2 separate regions of the Homo sapiens genome follow, and region 1 is linked to region 2. Evidence: read pairs that join two places in POLR2A ChIA-PET (ENCODE). Cell type or tissue: OCI-LY7. All regions are shown on one strand. Each heading gives the region's core, and the rest is flanking DNA. Links, peaks and the distances in the headings are about the cores only.

Region 1 (8,587 bases), core at 354-8,353, 140 kb after region 2:
ACTTTCATTCATAGCCAAGAAAAAATTGAGCTTCTTATTGAGAGTACATGTCACTAAGAATCCAGCTTCTGCAGAGGGGGCAGGGGGAAGGTTTTCTGCTTAGTCCCAAATTGCTTTGGCCATGATTGGATTTCAGTGTGAAAAATTGAGGCAGCCTGTTCAGGGTGAGATAGGAGGAAGAGAATGTGGAGCCGCTAGTTGCTGAGCAGCTGTGAGACAGTCAGCATACAGGCCATGCCTCATTTTCCCATCTACAACCAGGGGTGATTGCAGTATGTGGCATCCAAATGCTGACCACTCTACAGCTTCCACCCTGCGGTCTCAACAGTACTGGGGACCTGAGAACAAGACAGAGGTGAGCCTGGTACAAAGCTTCAGCCACACACCTACTCATCTATGCTGTCATACTCACTTGGCCCTAGCCAGAACCACAGATGACATCATCCCGGGTAAATTAGCATTATTTCCACCATTACTCACCTCTGCCTGCCCTCTTGCCTTCTCTTCTAGGAAGTTACGTATCTGAAAGTGGTAATTAATGCAAGTGAGAGATCTGGTCACTTAAATGTGTGTGGCACCTCTCCCCTCTCCTCTTCCTCCTGCTCTAGCTATGTGAGACGTGCCTGCTTCCCCTTTGCCTTCCGCCATGATTGTAAGTTTCCTGAGGCCTCACTAGAAGACACTATGCTTCCCGTACAGCCTGCAGAACCATGAGCCAATTAAACTTCTTTTCTTTATAAATTACCCAGTCTCAGATATATATATATATATATTTTTTTTTCTTTTTTTTGTGTGTGAGACAGAGTCTTGCTCTGTCCCCCAGGCTGGAGTGCAGTGGTGCCATCTCGGCTCACTGCAAGCTCCGTCTCCTGGGTTCACGCCATTCTCCTGTCTCAGCCTCCTGAGTAGCTGGGACTACAGGCGCCCACCACCATGCCCGGCTAATTTTTTGTATTTTTAGTAGAGATGAGGTTTCACCGTGTTAGCCAGGATCAGTCTCAGATATTTCTTTATAGCAATGCAAGAATGGACTAATACACATGCTTACTTTCAAAAACTTAAATATATGAAAAGTATAAGAAAAAAATTAAAAGGATGGATACTCCCAAAGTAAGAAGATCATCTTTCTTTACATGTTGATGCACTTTCTTGTAGCCTTTGGTCTAAACAGGCCTCTCAAACATCGCTGGGTCCTCCTTGTACATGGGTTCTCAGGAGGTACCAGCACTATTTGTTCCCCAATTCTCCTCGCTCATTTACTCTCACTCTCCCATTCTCCCCAGTTGATTTTGGGCATCCACAAGGGGCTCTCACACAGGGGAAGAAGTGACTTTCACACCAGTCATCTTGTGATTTCTAGGGCACAAGCAACACTCCTCAGCACCACGGCCACTGCCATCCAAGAAGACATCACCCCCCTTCACCAAAGAGCCCCTATAGCAGCCCCAAACCGGCAAGGGCCAAGCAGAACTGTGCTTTCTTCAGGCCCTACTCAATCATGGCCCAAGTCTATAGTTCTGCAGGAGAGGGAAAAAACATCCCTTGTCCCAATTTATTTTGAATTTTGTCATCTGTCTTTGGAAAAATAGTCTCATAAATTTTACCTTGCACTCCTCCCTCCCCAGTTCCCCCTTCAAAGGCCTTGCCAGTTACTCAGGAAAGGAGACACATACTTGAGAAGTGGGGTGTTGGGGTAGGGGGCAGGGATGCCACCAGCTCCACAGTCAATCTCTTTACTTCTTTTTAAATATATTCTTAATTGACAAATAATAATTATATATATTTATAGGGTACAATGTAATGTTTTGATTATATATACATTATGGAATGAATTAATCCAGCTAATTAACATATCACTTCACATACTTATTTTGTTGTTGTGAAACATTTAAAATCTGTTCTTGGCTGGGCACAGTGGCTCATGCCTGTAATTCCAACACTTCAGGAGGCCAAGAAGGGAGGGTCACTTAAACCCAGGAGTTCAAGACCAGCCTGGGCAACACAGTGAAACCCCACCTCTACAAAAGAATACAAAAATTAGCCGGGTGTGGTGGTGTGCAGTTGTAGTCCCAACTACTCAGGAGGCTGAGGTGGGAGGATTGCTTGAGCCCAGGAGGTTGAAGGTGCAGTGAGCCGAGATTGCACCACTGCATTCCAGCCTGGGTAACAGAGTGAGACCCTGTCTTCAAAAAAAAAAAAAAAAAATCTTTGAACAACTTTGAAATGCACATTGCATTATTAACTATAGTCACCGTGCTATGCAATGGATCGCAAAAGCTTATCCCGTGCTGAAACTTTGTGCCCTTTGAGCAGCCTCTCCATACCCACCCACACCCAGCCCCTGGTCTCTACCTCTGTGAGTTTGGCTTTTTCAGATTCCACATATTAAGTGAGATCATGCAGTATTTGTCTTTCTGTGCCTGGCTTATATCACTTAACATAATGTCCTCCCGGTTCATCCATGTTGTCACAAATGACAACATTTGTGAATAGTATTCCATGACGTATATATACCACATTTAGTGGTACATCAACATACATTTAGTTTGTTTTCATATCTCAGCTATTGTGAATGACACTGCAATGAACATAAGAGTGAAGATATCTCCTCAACGTGTTGATTTCACTGTCTTTGGATACATACCCAGTAGTGGGACTGGACAGCAACCTTGATGTAGTCTTAGAACCAGGCTGTGCATGTGAATGTGTGTGTGTATGTTTATGTGTGTGCACGCATGTGCCTGTATGTTTGTACACATTACATAATTGTAAACTTTCCATCAGCACAATTTTATATTATTTTTGCTTCATGTCACTTAAGAATATATTATGAATATCTTTACATGTTAAATTTTGGGAAACCTCTTACGTTTGCTGCACATATATGATTTGCTTCTCCTTACTGGGCATTTGAGTACCTTGCATATTTTTCCATTTTAAATGATCTTGCAGGGAATGTCTTTTGATATCAACCTTTGTTATTTGCCTTGGAGTGAAATTACTGGGTCAGATGGCATTTACATTTTAAGCCCTAACTCTGCTTATAGAATAAAAGGCATGAGCACAATAGAGAATTTCCAAAAGCAAAGCAAGTGCAGTTGTCCTCTGGGGGCTGGGGACAGTCACTCTAGAACCACAGCAGGTGGGTGGCTGTCTGCTACACTTATCCATCTAGGTGCATATATATATATATCTTAGACATATTTTTGTTAGAAACAGCCCCGCAGCTTTAGCCTGCAGCTCTCCCCTCTTCCCCCCAGACATTTCTCTTAAGAGTGATGGGAATACATTCTATGAAGCTGCTGTTAGGCGAGACAGCTCCCAGTAATGCCAGCCATCAAGTGATTCCCGTGAGGGGCTGTATGGGTGAATGCTCGGCATTGCAACAGTGCACAGCAGGCCACCAGTCTATTATCCACCAAATCTCGAGATTCAGCCCAGGATGCATTCAGTTGCTAAAACTGTCACGGCAGCCACTCGCTGCTAGCTCTTAGGCAAGAAAATGTGCATTCCTTCAGAAATTCAGGGAAAGCCGTTGTCTCTATAAAACAGAAAGTCCAAAGCAATTGCGCAGCTGCATGATGTTCAGCACATTACATGGATTCTTCTCGCATCTGCCTCTTAAGTTGTGTAAAAATGATTATGCAATTCTAAATTTGGAAACTTACCTTATTGTATGCACCAGGGACTCAACAGAAATTTTTATATCATATTCAAGAATAGCAAGTGGTACCAGGACACTGATTTGGCTAGCATAAATGTTACAATTGCTAAATACATGGAGTCAGACTACCAAAGGATTCATTTGTTTCAATCAATAAATATTCATTGAACACTGAGTCTCTGTGAGACCCTGTGCCAGAACCAGGGAATGCAGTAGAGAAAGACCAGCCTGGTTCTGCCCCAGGCATTAAGCTTCCCACCATGTACACTAGGGCACTTCATCAACAGCAGGCTTATGGCCCGCCTTGGTCATGAGCATAAAGACCATTGCTACTAATCTTTATAGTAAAGCCCTGCAGAGATGGGAGTGAGAGCCCGTCTCTTTGACATTCCAACTCACATCTCTACATTCCCCTGACAGTGAGCTTTCAATTTGCCCTTGTACTGTCCTGTCTCATGTTTCCCTTTGATCTAGAATGCTGATCTGCACCTCTTCTATTGGCATACATCATACAGCCAATCCTTCCATGCCTCGCCTGCCTATAACACTTTTAATGGGGAGTCTTGCCCAAGGCTCCAAGCAGAAACAGCCACGCTCTCCTTTACTGTGCATTGTGCATGCCTCTGTGATGGTGTTACTATGCCGGGACCTCTAGGCCATAATTTTACATGTATTAATCTATTAATAGCTCCTTCTCCAGATGTAAGCTAATTGGGGACTGGGACATAAAGTACTTATGGGTTGAATGAATGAATGAATAAGTGAATGCAAAGCTGATGCACACAGATTTTAGCCACAAAGAAAAATTTCCCCAGCCATTATTGATAGAATATGAGCTTGGAGTTGTTTTTCCAGCCTTAAGAACAGCAGGGCTGGGCGCGGTGGGTCACACCTGTAATCCTAGCACTTTGGGAGGTTGAGGTGGGAGAATCACATGAGGCCAGGAGTTCGAGATTAGGCTGGCCACCATAGTGAAACCCCATCTCTACTAAAAATACAAAAATTAGCTGGATGTGGTGGCAGGTGCCTGTAATCCCAGCTACTTGGGAGGCTGAGGCAGGAGAATTGTTTGAACCTGGGAGGTGGAGGTTGTAGTGAGCCGAGATCGCGCCATTGCACTCCAGCCTGGGTGACAGAGTGAGATTCCACCTCCATTAAAAAAAAAAAAAAAAAAAAGAACAGCAGGACCGGGATGTAGGATGGCTGGAGGCAGAGGTATAACCTATGTCCATGAAGCTGAGAATGACCAATGGCTTGTAAAGAGCTTAGATCCATAACCCTGGACTCACTGCCCCTTGACTGTTGACAGATAGGACCCAGAAAAGTAGTGTCACAAAGCACGAGACAGAAAATCAACCATTGTCCCAATTCTATAAAAATGGACTCATTCAATGTAACCCTGGGAGACTTGGTTGAACTTCACCAAAACCCCAGTTCCACAGCCTGTGGCAGGTGGAAGCCCCCACCATGATGCCTGGGTCTCCATAGCCTCACTCCTCTCCCTTCTGTGCTCCTGCCACCTCGTGGGCTGTCACTAGTGGATGCTGAGACACAGAACTCTCCCCTTCAGTAGGGTCCACAGGAAATCCATTCACATCAAGTATTTTGTGATTTTTGTTAAACTCGCACTGAAGATTTTGTTTGTCAAAGAAACAGTCATATCACTCACCACACAAATACACTTGCACCAGCTTGCCTGTGTTGACGCTGCTTCCTTCTATTTTCTGACTCCTTTCCTTCTAGTACAGTCAAAATATTCCCCACTTGATTCTGGCCCTATCCTTTAGTCCATACCCAGTTCCTCTAAGAAATTAACTTCTACCTCCACTCACTGTATCAATGCAATCCCTCTGAACAAATACAGGGCCCTCTCAATAAGGACTTCTGGAGATTTTGACGTTCTCTCTCCCACTTCATCAAGCAGTTGTTAAAATTTGCTGTTTGCCTCCCCCAACCTCCCAATCCACAGGACTCTTCTTTAGATATTAGCATAAATCAGCATGATTTGGGGGAAACAAATCGTATTTCCATGTTTACATGGTCACTGCTTTCTGAGCAAAAGGTGCTGGCAACCTGGGTTAAAGGACGTTTGAGTGGCAACAAACCTTGGAAGTTAAAGTAGTAACTTCTGGAGAGATTGGCAGCAGCATCTCCCCTAGCGATGGGTATTTATATTCCAATGGTTGATGGACCTAGAGACCTTCTCGTTCTCTCCCCAGAGAGCCTTTGTTTACATTTCAGAGCAAAAGCTCTTTCTCTTTCTCTACCTGGGGTGAGAAGAGGAGGAGCAGCTATGTCAGCAGCTTTTATGTAAGCTCCAGAATTTATACTCCTCTCCGGTGGCCCAAATTCCTACATCTGGATCTCGGTTTGTCACTCTGAGGGGGATGGATGCATGGGGACTGGTGCAATGATGGCTATGTGAGCAATTAAAAATCTATCTCTGATCTAGAAACCTGGCATTTCCCAACAGAACAAACAAGCAAATAAGTAAAGTTATACAAGTAAAAGTTATAAAATGGATCTCTCAACATGAACTTTGTTATTTCTTCGATAAATAGATTGGAACGAAGTAGAGGACTGTGTAAAGAAAAAAGCAGGGAAGAAATTATTAACATCTCTGTGAATATATTTCATGGTGACGTGTCATGTATTTCATGAAACCTAAGATAGCAAAAGTTATAAGATGCACTATTATTTCGTGCACCACTACAAAAGAAAGAAAAAGCCTGCCAATTAAACTATAATGCAATGATTTCTAGTACCTTAGAACTTTTATTTTATTGAAAGAATTATTTTAGATTAAAATATAGACAAATCTGTCATATAAGTGACATAATTTAGTCAAGGTATTCCTAAAGCTTTTTTACATTTAAAGTCTGAAACTTGTGGATTTCTTTTCAAATTTCAGGTGAACATCAGTGTCATTGATGTTCATGTTGATGACACAGCATTTTTTTAATGCTGGAAATGATTACAATTGCACCTCACAAATTAGTCCTCAATGTCAATAATATCCTAATTGTTGTTGGGCCAACAGAGACTGTAGGAAGCTGTCAACTGTAGTATGCATCCCAATTTCGAAGATATCGGAAGGTGAAAAAATGTGTCTTTTGAATAATTAAAAATATGGTATATGAGATAGACTTTTTGACTTTAAAAAGAAGGAAGGGGAGAAGACACAAAAGTAGCAGTTGACTGAAGTTATTTTAATAAAAATGTAAGAAAAACATGTCTATTAATCACCATTAATGATCACAATAAACAATTTTTAAGGTGACTTGAGTCAATTTCTGAATTTCCCTTTCCTTCAAAATTCCCAGTAAATGATTAACAATGAAAAGACTTAGGCATATGAAAAATACATGGGCTGAAAAACAGGAACAGTACATATCTGCGAACCTAGAGGGATGTCAGATGATCCTTGAGTTATGAGGGGGTTCATCCTGATAAACCCATCGTAAGCTGAAAATATCCTAAGTCAAAAACACACTTAATGCACCTAATCTAACAACGAACACTATCACTTCACCTAGCCTCCCTTAAACGTGCTCAGGACGCTTACCTTAGCCGACTGACAGTAGGGCAAAATCATCTCACACAAAGCCCATTTTACAATAAAGTATTGAATATTTTATGTAATTTCTTGAATACTGTACTGAAAGTGAAAAGTAGAATACTTGTATGGGCTTCTACCAAATGTGTAACACTGTTGTACCATGGTAAAGTTGAAAAATCATTCAGCCAAACCCTCATTAAGTTGGGGACTATCTGTATGGATAGAAGTGGGTTGGAGGTATCCCAGCCACTCTGATTCCACACATGTGAGAGTGCAGCACTCCTGGACAGTATTGGACAGAATATACTCAAATCTGCAAAGACACAGCGGCAGGAGCTGAGCACGAGGGCAAGACAGTGTCTGATCAACAGGGATGACCTACTGACCACAGCAAGGGCTCCAGGGTCACACCAAGCAGACTGGTGTTGGCTCCCAGGATCCCTGAGACAGAAATGGTGATGCTCCAGTGAATGGAGCCTGCACCCCACACAGGGAAAAGAAAGTTCTCTGGGGAGCCCAGTTCTCCCTTTGTGGCCTAGGACCTGACACACTGACTCTGTCTGATGCACTCACCAGTGGATCTCCAGAGCTCACTCAGAAACTGGCACACAGCCGGTACTTGGGGGTTGGCTGGATTCATTTATTTTACACATATTTGAGAGCCCAGAAAGGAACAAACAGTGGTTGAATCACCGGGCATATGGGAATAAACCAATGTCAGAGTCTCCAAGGAAGTTTACATTCTAATAGAGGCCATAAAGAGATCAATATATCCCAGGTCAGGAGGAGATGAGCCCAGAAAGGACAGGAAAGCAGGTAAGGGAGGCAGGGCTTGGGGGATAGGGGAGCGTGGCTGCAGATGAAGTAAAATGGTTGGGAATGAGGCTCACAGAAGTTGCTGGGGCAGCAGAGAAATGAATGAAACAATGGAATGAGTCCCATGGACACCTGTGGGAACAGCATTGCAGAAAGAGGGAAGAGCAAGCCAAGGCTCTGAAAAAAATAAGCAAATGGATGCAACAGTGAATTTACGGGACTAACCTCCCTATCCATCCAAACCCAAGCTTCCTGACTTCTATTTCACCTGAGACTAAAGATTTGCCCACGTCATCTCTGAAAGAAATGTCCTCAAGTTCACATTCTGAGCAAACATCACCCTTCCTGGCTAAGAATGATGGGCAGGTGGGGGCGGGTGGAGGGTGAGGTTGAAGTACAAAAAATGTATAAAAAGGTGAAGGATGTATAAAAGATGAAGGAGTTCAAGAGAAGGGCACGATTACGGTGAACTAGAACCAATGTCCCCTAAGAAGTGGACTTGCTCCAAGGAGAAGGAAAGAATTATTTCCAAAGCGTTTTTTTCATAC
Region 2 (8,587 bases), core at 406-8,405:
TTGATTTTCTAAAATAGAGATGAATAGCAGCCAAATACAATGCTTGATTTAAAAAAACACTGTAAAATATTTTTGGGACAATGGGGACTTGAACATGGAGTGGCTTTCAGATGATTTCATGGGATTCTTGTTAGTCTCCTTACGTGGGATCATTGTACTGGGGTCATGTGGATGGCGCTTATTCACTGGAGACTGGTGCATACTTAGGGATAAAGATCACAATGTCTGCAACTTACTTTCAAATGATTCATCAATAAATATATTTTGTCTCTGTGCACACATATGTGTGTATGCACACAAATGTCAAATGCATATGTGGCAAAATGTTAACAATTGGTGAATCTAAGATGCAATGTTCATTTTATTATTCTTCTTATTATTATTTTGAACAGAGTCTCACTCTGTCACCCCGGCTGGAGTGCAGTGGTGCGATCTCAGCTCACTGCAACCTCCGCCTCCCGGGTTCAAGCGATTCTCCTGCTTCAGCCTCCTGAGTAGCTAGGACTACAGGCACGGGCCACCACGCCTGGCTAATTTTTTGTATTTTTAGTAGAGGTGAGGTTTCACCATGTTAGCCAGGCTGGTCTCGATCTCCTGACCTCATGATCCGCCTACCTCAGCCCATTATATTATTTTTAAACTTCTCTGTAGGTCTGAACATATTCAAAGGAAAAAGTTGGAACAAGAAAGAGTGACTCAGGATGGAAACCTTGCCACCAAGGTGGGGTTACGTGGGGTCTGTGCCTTGAGTAGTAATGCATAACCCAGAAATCAGCCCTAAGCAGAGACACTGAGGACAATGGCGCGTGTTGGGCACTGCACAACCCTAAAGGAGCCATTTACATAGACAATCGTGTCAATGATGCTTCCCCCCATACCCTGTTCAACTGTCCACAGTCATCTGTGCCTAGAGGCAGTATATGCTGAACTAGACCGAAGCCTAGAGTGGCCAGATTCTGCATGCAGGAGTGGGGATTGGAGTAAACTAAATCAGTGTTTTCCAAGGTGTAGATCATGAGGGATTACTAAGTATTCTCTGAGACTGGAGGCGTTGTGAGGGCAGGCTGTGTATGGCTTTCTTCTGTTTCACCAGTGCAGAGCCCAGTATTTAGCACAAAATAGGGAGTCAATAATTTTTGTTTTTGCAATAACAAGTTAACTGCTACCAAATACATTTAAGAAATAGTGCATGAAACAGGATTGCTAGAATAAGATTTCTCAGAGACTTTGATACAGTAAATCCATGGGTGAATCTCCAAAAGGAGAACACAGGAGGCAATGTTCCTGAAACTAGCTCAACATGGAAACCTTCAACCACAAAGTGGCTCACAGGCATATTGCTATGTCCTGGATGCAACGTGTAAAATGTATTTCTTGTGGGTCATGGTCGAGAAAGTTTTAAATTTCCATTTTTAGAAAAAAGTCCATGAGTGTTTGTTGCTGAGATTTCTTGAGCTTCCTTCTTCTGCTCTTTCCATGGCTAACTATTTAGCTAGCTGTCAAGCCTCCTGCTGCTGTCTTCCCTTTCTTGCTTCAGTAAATCTGAGTCTGCTGCCACCCAAGAGCTGTGAAGTTTCTGCTGCTCCTCTTCAGTGGTTCCACGGTTCCATTTGCTGCACTATTGAGAAACTTTCTCAGTTTCTGGTCACAGGAACTAACTTAAATCAGCTGAGACACAAAAAGACAATTTATCGGTTTATGTGATCAAAAAGTCTGGTCATGGCCTAAAAATAAATCATAACATTTCTGTTTCTCTCTCCATTTCTCTGCCAGTGTCTTCATGTGGCTTCCGGAGGCCCCAGACTCATGTCCTATTAGTTTAGAGGTCTGACCCTGAGAGGCAGAAAGAAAGCACTTATCTCTACAGATCTGCTGGGAAGGTCTTGGGGAAGAATGTCACTAGTCAAGCATGAGTGGGATGCCTGTCCCTAAGCCAATCACTCCAGCCAGAGCAATGGGGTGCTCTGATTGTCAGGCCTGGGGTTTGTCCCACCATTGTAACAGGATGGGATGACAGCCAGCCCACCCAAACCACAGGAAATGGGTTCCCCACGGGAAGACACTTTCCTCTACCAAAAGAAAGGAGAAGCGATGTCGGGCAGACAAAACCAATGGATATCTAGTGTTAGCGCTAGTGATGGGCCAAATACTATTAAAACCCAGACAGTGCCCTTTAATGAGCAATTCAGAAGCTTACGAAAAAGGAGAGGGTGATGGGATTTGCCCAGGACCGCTTGGGTGGAAAGCTCATTGTTCCAGAGAAAATTCCATGCAGTTGATGATGAAGTCCCTCATTTACCAGAGATAAAATCTCGAGCCACTGGCGAATAGTTCAAATAACCATTCTGCCAAGCAACTGCCTACACATACACGTTGACTGAATGCAAACTTTTACACCATTTCCCTCTGAAACCAAGAGGAGTCATTCCAATAGGCTAGATTGATGTTCTTTTCCTCAAAGGGCTCACAATCTAAGGAAAGAGACAGCAAATCAAACAAGTACAGAGCATTTTAATAAGGGCTTTGAGAGGAGAAGATAAGGGGGTCTAGAAAGGAAGAAGGTCCTTACCAACAGAGAACCCAGAAAAAACCACAGGAACCTCATAGAAGCAGGTGAGTCCCATGGCTAGAGTGAGGGTGCCTGCTCTAGGCTACCCTGGACAGGTAGTGTTCTGCCTCCCATGGACGGTACTCTCTGTAAGACGTCCAGACATGACAAAGAGCATTCAGAGGAAGACATTCTGAAGAATGGATAAATCAAGTCTGTGCTATATGGGAAACTGTTGCAGAATGATAGTCTTGAAAATTTATTTGAAGGGCTGCCATAGGGGAAAGGGATTTGACTTGTGTTAGAGTTTCCAGGAGCGCTGCAGTGAGCCTGTCCCTGGAACAACACAGGGAGTCATGCTTTGCTTCTAGAGAAGGAAGCACTTTCCAATAAAAGGCCATCCTGGAAAGGCATGAGATCTTTAGGGAGAAAATGATTTGACTATAACTGAAGGTGTTTAAGAACAGACTGAATGGCCACTTGGCAGAGATGTATATTCAAGCACTGGGTTAGGGGTAGGCTGATGAGATGCAGCTTTAAGAGCCTTGAGATAGTAAAATTTTCACCAACACTCAGAAACCTGTTGCTGTAAGCACGTATGCATGATCTTTAATATGTTGTCCATTTAGAGCCTTCATAGCAAGTACTGCAGGAATGTTTGCCTTACAAATAAAAGCTATGCAAAGGCCTCTATGCTTTATGCTTTCCTAGAACTCCTCCCCCATCAGCAATGTATGCAAAGCCGCCACCAATATAATCTGCTGGGTTCGTAGCTATGTTGACGGCTTCTAATTCTGCAGAGAGGCAGCATAACACAGGGTGTATGTAAATGACATGGAATGCAACATGTGTAAGGAGCCCAGGCTAGAGCTTTGCACCTTCCTTGTCATGACACATCAGTGAACTATTTTTCATTCACTGGGGCCTCTTCTTGTTCCTCTTCTCTGTCTGTGTAATTGTTGGATGGGGGAGTGGTGTGTACAGAGTGGTATAAAGGAAAGTGAATTCTCCCATGAAAAAAGCAACTTTGTCCCTCTCATCCGTGCCTTTAGGAAAGTCGCTTCACCTCTTCCTTTCCTTCTTCAAAGTGAGGATCAAGGAGATGAGTTTGAAAGAGCTTTGAATTTCTCAGTATGAATATTTTCCAGTTATCTTGTGTTTAATTTTGCACTCTGTCAACCTCCCCTATACATACCCAAAGTTATCTCAAATGTAAACCTGAGTTTTAGTCTGCATGCCCTAAAGAGGAACTGATTTGAGGAAGTTGAGTAGGGGTAGAGAGAAAGGTGGAGCTGAAGACGAGGGTTGGAGGAAGTGGAAACACAGCTTGGCAGGCTCCACAAATGACAGGAACTTATTATAACAATGGGAATATAGTTTATACTCAGTGATATACTCCCATCAAAGACACATGCCCCACGTGGCTGCTGGGGATGGTTGCATGGTTGCCAGGGGTGCCCGCTCTCCTCCGCTATGAGCTGAGGGGGTGCTGGCAGGCCTAGTGCCTCCTCACAGCAGGATGCTGGAGTCTCCCAAGCCCCAGCTTATATACCCCCATTTCCCGCACCAACCATGAGGGGATGCACTGAGGGTGGATGAACGACTGACCTGGGAAAGATCCTCTCCCAGAAAGCGGTGCCAGTTGGGCCTTCTAAACTTTCTGGCCATTCCCTGGGTGGGGGCACAGAAATGATGTCTGTTCAGAGTCTGTCTAGGGTCACATGCACAGCTTCCTCCCAGACCCCAAGCTTGTTCTGAGATAAAGAATCTGGATGGGTTAGGAACCCAGAGGTTCCCAAACTCCATATACGGTCCCTTTCCCACTGAGAACCAAAATTATTTCCCCTGCATGGCAAGAGACGCTCCTTAAACCACATGCCAATAATATTCCACACTCTCATAAACATTCTACTTTGCCCTCACCACTCTGAAATGCTAGGAGGCTCTGCTAGCAGGTGCTTTCTCTGACTCTGATAGGAATAAACTTAGCTCCATCTTATCAGCAACGTGTTTTCGTAATATTTTCAGAGCCAGCATTCAATACCTCTCTCTCTTCTGGAGGTCTGGCAAGTTCAAACTTTATCCTCTCCTCTACAAATCTTCTGTGCTAAGGTTTATTGCACTAAAAGTGTTTCAGAGGTCTTTCCTCCTCCCCTCTTATGTGGGAGACCAAGTTGCAGTCATAGGAAAATTATGGACTTGCCTTAGGCAATTAAGATGATATTCTCTATTTTTCTGAGTTGAGAAAAAAAGACATGTTGAGAACTTCTGTCCAAACAAGATGGCATAACATAATTCCTTTCTTTCATCCTTGCTAAGCACAACTATAAATTCTGAACATAACTCAAGGGACAACCAATGGAGAACTCTGAGAGATGGTAAGAAGGCGGTAAGTTGAATTGGGACCCAAGAAGTAGAGGAACAGCCCAGCAATAGGACCTTTTACATCCCACTCTCAACAGAGAAGGTGACTTGGCATTTTATCACCCCTGGCTAGCAGCAGAAGGCAGCACAGGTAGACTCACTCCTCCCTGGAATCAGATAGGAGTCCTTTTGATGACATCACAGCCTGATGCTTATTGGAAAGGGGGTCCTTTGGGAGCCCCACCCACAATAAGTGTCTAGGGAAGCTCTGTTCTTCCCCTCAGGTCCTGAGCTTCCCCTCCTCGTGGTGAGACACAGGAGCAGCGGGTGGGACTGGCAAAAAAAAGGGGAACAGCTGCATAAAATGGCCCAGGACATGTCTTCATCCCCACAGGTCTAAAAGATGCCTCCCTCGCTGCGGGACACTGTATTAGTCTCTTCCCACACTGCTAATGAAGACACACCCGAGACTGGGTGATTTGCAAAGAAAACTTAATGGACTCACAGTTCCACATGGCTGGGAAGGCCTCACAATCATGGCGGACGGCAAGGAGAGAGTGTGTACAGGGGAACTCCCCTTTATATAACCATCAGATTTCGGGAGACTTATTCACTATCATGAGAACAGCATGGGAAAGACACGCCCCCATGATTCAATTACCTCCCACAAGGTCCCTCCCACAACATGTGGGAATTATGGGAGCTACAATTCAAGATGAGATTTGGGTGGGACACAGCTAAACTGTATCAGACACCTAGAGGTCTGCCTGGGGAAATGGCTTTTGCATTCTCAGGCAGCACCGACAGGGAGCGATGGGAACCCCAGCATCACCAGATGAGCCAAGTAGACTGAATTAGCACAGCAAAGGCTCTGAAAATTGAATTGTCATTGGTGCCCAGCTGAGAAAAGGAGTCCAGACCCTGCATGCTAACCCGAAACAGGAAGCCTGCCTTCTAAAATAACAGACTTAAATAGGACCCAGAGACTCCTGACATAATAGACGACATGTTCAGGATACAGTAGAAAATCATTTATCGTTTCAAGAATCAAGAAAACCACAAGTTGAATGAGAAAAAATAATCAACCAATAGCAACATTGAGATGAATCAGATGTTGGAATAATCCGGCAGGGATGTTAAAGAAACTACCATAAAAATACTGTAACAATGAGCTAAAAACTCTCTTGAAGCAAATGAAAAACAGAAAATCTCAGCAAAGAAATAGAAGTTACAAAATAAAAGAACCAAGTAAAAATTATAGAAATGAAAAGTGCAATAATTTTAAAAAATTTTAAATTTATTGGATGGGCTCAATAGTAGAGTGGAGTTGACAGAGGATAGAGTCAGTGAACTGGAAGACAGATCAATAGAATTCATCCAATCTGAATATCAGAGAAAACACAGACTGAGAAAAAAATTAACAGAGCCTCAAGGGCCTGTGGGACAATAACAGAAAAGCCAACATTCATATCATCAGAGTCCCAGAAGAATAGCAAAAAGAAAGAAGAGGTGGAAGAATAGTTAAAGAAATGATAGCTGAAAACTCCTTAAATTTGGAAAAAGAAACAAAGCTGCAGCCTCAAGATGCTGAGAAAATCCCACATAAGATAAACCCAAAGAAACACATGTCAAGACACAGCATAATTAAACTTTTGAGAATTAAAGATGAAGAAAAATATCTTGAAAGCAGCCAAAGAGAAATGATGCACCAGTTGGCAAATAGCCATTTGAATGACAGTGGATTTCTCGTCTGAAACCTGGAGGCCAGGAGGAAGTGGCACATTTTTCTTTTTTCTTTTTTTTTTTTTTTTTTGAGATGGAGTCTCGCTTTGTTGCCCAGGCTGGAGTGCAGTGGCACAGTCTCGGCTCACTGCAACCTCCGCCTCCCAGGTTCATGCCATTCTCCTGCCTCAGCCTCCCTTAGTAGCTGGAACTACAGGTGTCCGCCACCACGCCCGGCTAATTTTTTGTATTTTTAGTAGAGACAGGGTTTCACCGTGTTCACCAGGATGGTCTCGATCTCGTGACCTCGTGATCCACCCGCCTTGGCCTCCCAAAGTGTTGGGATTACAGGCGTGAGCCACCGCACCCGGCCCGTGGCACATTTTTCAAATCAGTTCAATTTTTGAACAACAACAAACTGTCAATCATGAATTCTTTATCTGGCAAAACTATACCTCAGGAATGAAGGGGAAATAAAGATCCCTTCAGCCTAAGGAAAACTAAAAGAATTTATCATTAGCCGAGCTACCTTTAAAGAGTGACTAAAGGAAATTTATCAAATGAAAACAAAATGATCAGGGAAAAATAGTGGAACATTAAGACAGTAGAAGAAGCAATAGGAGGAGTAGCTTCCCATGTCCACACTGAAGGTAATTTGATTGGCTGGGTAGGTGTCTTCTTCCCTTAGCTCCTTGAAGAGCCCTGAGCTCCATTGAAAATTACTGACCTTCCTGGAGAGAGAGGCTGGGTCTTGGAACAAGAATGAAAAGATATTAGCAGCCTATAAGCCAAAATGTACATGCTAATTCTGCCTAAGGCAACAATTCTGAGGTCCTACAATCTCCTGTGTCTGATGTAATTAACACATTACCTTGTCTTTTATTCTCCTCTGGTCTCACTGTCTACCACCTCATCTGTATGATGCATCTTAATCCTTTTTATTAAAGCTCTATAGAGATAGGAGTGTTGGATTTTTTTAGAAGGTATTCCAGGAAGTTTCCCTATTTCTAAACCTCACCTCTATCACACTGTTTTAAAATCAGCTTGTTGTGATCTTTCTCACGATTGCAGTTGGTGGTCAGAGATTTGATACTGAAGAAAAATTAAGGGCCAGGCCAGGCATGTCTCATGCCTGTAATCCCAGCACTTTGAGAGGCCAAAGTGGGTGGATTACTTGAGGCCAGGAGTTCAAGATCAGCCTGGCTAACATAACGAAACTCCATCTCTACTAAAAATACAAAAAATTGGCCAGGCGTTGTGGTGGGCACCTGTGGTCCCAGCGACTTAGGAGGCTGAGGCAAGAGAATCGGTTGAACCCAGGAGGTGGAGGTTGCAGTAAGCCAAGATCGCACCTCTGAACTCCGGCCTGGGTGAAAGAGCGAGACCCTGTCTCAAAAATAAATAAATGAATAAATAAATCCATATCTTAAAAAGGGCCAGTTTTTCCCCCAACAGTAATCTTACATCTCAAAGAGAAAAAGTCTAGCTTGAGAAATCCACTTAGCAATAGTTACGTAAATTCTAATTATCCTTTCTCAGAGTTAAGAGAGAGGCTGGAAAAAAGAGAGCTACCAGACAATAAGAAGGGTGGGTATTGGTCCAGGGAGGCTAAAAATACTGCAGAGATGAATATTATACTCAACTTGCCCTTTTAGTTGGCACATGACACAAAATAAAGATAGCTCGAAGTAGTAGCAGTAGGAGGTCCTCAATTCCAAAGTTATGTGATTCCAGTAACTACGGTGAGGAATCAAGCCCAACATGTGCCTAAAGCTGTCCTTTCTTCTCAGTAAAAGGAAAAAAGAGGTCTGTCTAGGCAGCCTTCCTCGTGAATCCACCTCACCTCAAGCACCTTGTTCTCACTGCCAGGAGCAAGGAACATATTTAGAGCTTATGTTTCAGAGACTTCAGGTGCAGGTAGGATTTGAGCCCTCTGGTCACTCGATGTGTTTA

The links. ChIA-PET counts read pairs that join two places held together with the same protein. Peaks named below come from ENCODE experiments on the same cell type or tissue, not always from the same donor. Only the 100,000 strongest peaks of a DNase experiment are listed, where the experiment ranks them.
Region 1: POLR2A ChIA-PET joins it to region 2 with 17 read pairs; 3 of 35 experiments call an interaction of 5 or more read pairs at or near these places.

The regions. Positions count from the first base shown.
Region 1 is chr2:234,704,895-234,713,481 of GRCh38, forward strand. All of the region lies in intron 2 of LINC01173 (long intergenic non-protein coding RNA 1173), which reads left to right. Among named protein-coding and RNA genes, the nearest start is that of LINC01173, 27 kb to the left of the region's middle. RefSeq lists an enhancer at 5,535-6,116. In OCI-LY7, for the core only: no CTCF peak of the experiment used is centred there; no DNase peak of the experiment used is centred there.
Region 2 is chr2:234,568,385-234,576,971 of GRCh38, forward strand. No RefSeq gene overlaps it. Among named protein-coding and RNA genes, the nearest start is that of ARL4C, 76 kb to the left of the region's middle. In OCI-LY7, for the core only: no CTCF peak of the experiment used is centred there; a DNase peak (open chromatin) is centred at 3,827; H3K27ac peaks cover 554 bases.